Regions from separate parts of the Homo sapiens genome. Here region 1 is linked to region 2. A link is an interaction called in ENCODE POLR2A ChIA-PET data of the cell type or tissue named here. Cell type or tissue: PC-3. All regions are shown on one strand.

Region 1 (2,500 bases), 200 kb after region 2:
TAATTTGAATTTTTACTTAAATCAAAAGCAGAAAATTTAAATTGTCACTAATCTTAACTGGTCAAGGCATGATGCATCAGTCTCATAACCTGGCAAAAACCTGCCCTTAAATGATCAGGTCAGAAACAGTAAGAGTCTCTATCCTGGTCCTCGGTAATACAGAGAGCTCCCAAATAAAATATATGTATTACAGAGCAATTCAGCCAAATATACAGTCTCTGATTTTCACATGGCCTACACAAACTTTATGTTCATTAAACATAAGGTGCAAATATTAAACACAAATTTTGAGTTGCAAACCCCAATTCACATTCAAACTTTTAGAACAAGCAAAAGCTGTCTAAACAACATATGCTATCCCAGCCACTGTTTGTCACTAGTCTAGTGACAAATCATGGAGATGGATTCAGACCTCAAAGCAAAAGCTCTATTTAATTTGAGCTCTATTTAATTGCCACTAGACTTAGTCCAGCCACAATCCCTGCCCTCATGGAGCTTAGCGTATGCCATCAACCCAATCCATCCACCCATTTTAGAGCAACAATGTGATGTGACAGGATTTGGCATATTGTCCAAACGCTACTTGTCCTGGACTGGTTTGTCTCCCAGAACAGATGACTGACTGCCTGGTCCTAATTAAGTGGATACTATAATCAAAGCCATGACTGCTTACCCATTTGAAAATATGTTTCAGAAACCATTTTGGTTAAACTGAAAAAGAAAAAAAAAAAAACCTGTGAAACCTAAAACTGTTAAGCAATAACACTAAAACAGGTCATCATTAAAAATCAAAGAAATCACTAGTTCTATTATCAACCTTTTGGTGTGTCTTTATTGTCATTTGAAGAGTCAGGGTGAAAGACAAGTGATGTAGCACTTCTGTTTTTAATAATTACAGTTTAAACTACCTGTAGGTTGGTGCAAAAGTAATTGCGGTTTTTGGTCCTTAAAAGGGACTTGAGGAACCTACCCAGGATTACAGAAGTTTCTTTCCACCTAATGAGACAGTCTGGCAATTTACTAGTTTTGTATCTGATTCAATAGAAATATTTCAAAGTGGTATGTGACCACTTGATGTGGAATGTGGGTTTCCTTCTAATAAATCCCTTTGCCAAATGCAGGGAGTTGCAGACTTGCCTCTGGCAAGAGTAAATAAAGCAAATAGGTGAATAAACTTATCCTGATGTGGGAGCATTCTCCTATTGGAGTTCAGTCTTGATCAAAGTGTCAGCGCAGGAATCAGACTCCTAGGAAGGTTACAGTATCTCCTGACAAGACCTGCCAACCACAGCAATAGTGTTGCCATTACTCGATGCCTGCCTTCTGATGGATTTGGGTGAGTAGCTGAGCAAGCCAAGGGGAGGCTGGGTGATTAAATAAGAAATAGGGGATTTTTAGTTAGACAAGGCTTCATCTGAGAAAAAAAAAAACGTTAACAAATAATCAGTTGGAAGTTGGCCCAAATATTTTCCCTGGAAAATACCCATTTTTTTTTCCCAGCAAAATTTTGTTAGGGGTTATGTTATTGAGGAATGAACTGACATGAATACGTGGAGATGTTCTGTAATACCATACTATGCTAGACATCTGAAGGCCCAGGGCACTTTGTTTTTTTTTTGTTTTGTTTTGTTTTTTTTAGAGACAGGATCTCGCTCTGTCACCCAGGCTGGAGTGTTGTGGCACGATCACAGCTCATTGCAGCCTTGACCTCCCCAGCTCAAGCCTCCTGAGTGAGCTCAAGTGAGCCCGCCCACCTCAACCTCCTGAGTAGCTGAGCCTATAGGCAAGCACCACCATGCCTGCTTTTTCTTTTTTTTTTTTTTGGAAAGATAGGGTCTCACTATGTCACCCAGGTCTCAACTCCTGGGCTCAAGCAATCCTCCAGCCTCAGCCTCCCAAGGTGCTGGGATTATAGCCATGAGCCACTGTGCTCAGCCCCTGCAGCAGATTTAAATTCCAACTCGTTATAACTTCTTAAAAGACTATGAAAATATCAAAATGTACATGAATCAAGTTTTAAGATACTGTATGATGGGTGAATGAGGCCGTCTACTGTACCATTTCTTTCTTTGAATTCTTAGGCATGGTTTGGCAGTGCAAGAACTTTGCAATATTAATAAATTCAATAAAAAGTAAACATATGGTTAAAAAACAACAAAAATCAAAATATAACTTAAAAATTAAATTTTTTAACATTAAAAAATTCAATAAAAAGTAAACATATAAAAAAGTAAACAGAAATCAAAACATAACTTAAAAAATAAAATTTTCTTAGGCTATTTCCTCTTTGAGCACATTTTTAAAAAATAATTCTGAAGTCATAGCCCAACTTAATAAGAAAGAATGTTATGAATCAATTATTCCATTTGCATCAGTGACAACACTGGGAAAGATTATAAGAAAATGCTTATGATGCAGAGCAGCAAAACACATACAACATATTTTCTATTTCTACTTGAAATAGTTCAATAAGCTTACAAGGCTCTAAAAACAGTGAAAT
Region 2 (2,500 bases):
GTGAATTAACTGATTAAAAGTATGAACTCTGAAGCCAAATGCCTAAATTTGAATCCTGGTTCTGGTATCTACTCGTTTGTGACCACAGGCAAATTACTTAATCTTTTTGTGTCTAATTCCTCATCTATGGAATGAGTATAATGACACTATCTACCTCATTGGGTTATCACGAAAAACAATGAGAAAATATGCATGTAGAATAATGTCTCATATACAAAGTGCTCAATAAATGGTAGCTACTGTTATCTCAGCCTCACATGCATTTTGGTGGCTTGAATTGATTTGTGGTGGCCCGATCCTGGTATGCACGAATCCAATCCAGTTTCCATCAGATGAGATCCTGACCAACTTTTTCCTTAGACCAGGAGTTCTTAACCCAAGGGCCATAATAAGCTGTAGAGAAATTTTATGCAAAATTGGGTATAAATGGATGGTGTATATTTTTCTAGGACAAGAGGCCACAGCTGTCATCAACTCCTCAGTAAGTACATGATCTTGAAAAGATTTTTTAAAACAAAACAAAATCTACTGCCTTAGCATGACCACTACCATTTTCACCGTTTTTTTTTTTCTCCTCTTATATGATTTCTACACCTTGGCCTCTATTCAATAAGTTATAATATTTAAAAAATTCTTTCTTTGCAATGTTATTCCTGTTTAATCCTTTCCATTTTCAATACAACCAAGGTTACTTCTCCAAAGAACTGTAATAATATCACCTCCTCTGCTCAAAAACATGGCTACTGTCTCAAGTCCAAATAGCTTAGCTGGACATTTAGCCTCTATGTCTTGGCCACAACTTACCCTTCCAGCCTTGTCTTTCATTCTCTTCCACAAATGGCCCTAAGACAGTCATTTGCCATTGAGAAACTCCATGCAGCTTTCCTTCCACAGCTCATTCTACTCTGTCTAGTATGTCTCTTCACCACCTTCTATCCATCTTTACCACCACTTCCTCAGTAGGTCAATGCCCTTCAACAGTTGCTGTCTTTAATACATAAGGACCAACATGGGTGTATGCAAACATGTATCAGGGTTTGTCAAGCTCATCATTACTGGTATCGTGAGCTGAATGATTTTTTGTTGCAGAGGACTGTCCTATGTGATGCAGGACATTTAGCAGCATTCCTGGTCTCCAGACATTATCAAATGTTCTGGGGCTGTGGGGTGGGAGATCACTCTTGGTTGATAACCACTGATAAACTACAACAAATATATTTAATTTCCCCTTCAAATTCTTTGAGGACAAAGACTATGACCTTGCTTATTTTATATTCTCGATATTACCAAATATAGCAGTTTATGACAGATTTAGATAAATATTTGTTTTCTGCTAACCTTTCCAAAGTTAGTATACAGAACACAGAACATTCTAACCTACTGTGTTTCTAGATATTCATGAAACTTGAAATACTAAATTTCAACTTAGCTTTCAAAGAAAAAAAAGGCCAGGTCTCACAAGGCTGCAGTGTAATGGTTAAGACCACAGTCCACTGTAACCCTGAACTCCTGGGCTCAAGAGATCCTCCTGCCTCAGCTTCCCAAGTAGCTGGGACCATAAACACACACCACCACGCCTGGCTAATTTTTTTTTTTTTTTGGTAGAGACAAGAGTCTCACCATGTTGTCTAGGCTGGTCTCAAATTCCTGGCCTCAAGCAATCCTCCTGGCTTGGCCAAGTAGAGCTTTTAAAAGGCAAAAACTACTATGTCATAATATCCCTATAATTTTCAACAAATACTATCAACTATATTTGTGCCCTAAAAGAGATGTATATCTCACATACCGCCAGGGATGGGGGATGGAGGGAAAGAGATGTATATTATGACATTATAAAAATTAAGCAGACAATGGGCTGGGCATGGTGGCTCATGCCTGTAATCCCAGTACTTTGGGAGACCAAGGTGGTTAGATCATTTGAGGTCAGGAGTTCGAGACCAGCTTGGCCAACATGGTGAGATCCTGTTTCTACTAATTAGCCAGGCATGGTGGCAGGCACCTGTAATGCCAGCTACTCAGGAGGCTGAGGCAGGAGAATCACTTGAACCCAGGAGGTAGAGGTTGCAGTCAGCTGAGATGGTACAACCGCACTCCAGCCTGGGCAACAGAGTGAGTATCTAAAAAAAAAAAAAAGAAATTAAGTAGACAGTGAACTTCTAACCTACATAATAGCATTCCAACACTGAAGACTTACAGAAGAGTAATACCATCTCCTCCTTCCTTTAAACATCCTATGTTCTATGAAGTATAGTGCTATCTCAGTTAAATGCTTAGAAACAGTCAAGGCCCAGTTAGTGACAGAGGTAAAGCTTCAATCTAAGGCTCCTAAATTAGGGTTTTAGGGTTAGAATCCCTTACTGGTCCCTTGCTGCATATTAGAAATCCTCTGCGGAGTTAAAAATAACAGATCCCTGGGCCTCCCTCCAGATCAATTAAATGAGAACGAGGGAATGGTGCTAAAGATTAAAATTGTTTTAAAAACCCCCAGTGGATTCTAATG

The links. ChIA-PET counts read pairs that join two places held together with the same protein. Peaks named below come from ENCODE experiments on the same cell type or tissue, not always from the same donor. Only the 100,000 strongest peaks of a DNase experiment are listed, where the experiment ranks them.
Region 1: POLR2A ChIA-PET joins it to region 2 with 5 read pairs; 2 of 35 experiments call an interaction of 5 or more read pairs at or near these places.

Annotation. Positions count from the first base shown.
Region 1 is chr6:37,861,842-37,864,341 of GRCh38, reverse strand. All of the region lies in intron 1 of ZFAND3 (zinc finger AN1-type containing 3), which reads right to left. Among named protein-coding and RNA genes, the nearest start is that of ZFAND3, 43 kb to the right of the region's middle. In PC-3, no CTCF peak of the experiment used is centred here; a DNase peak (open chromatin) is centred at 1,171; H3K27ac peaks cover 1,401 bases.
Region 2 is chr6:38,062,025-38,064,524 of GRCh38, reverse strand. All of the region lies in intron 3 of ZFAND3 (zinc finger AN1-type containing 3), which reads right to left. Among named protein-coding and RNA genes, the nearest start is that of ZFAND3, 240 kb to the right of the region's middle. In PC-3, no CTCF peak of the experiment used is centred here; no DNase peak of the experiment used is centred here.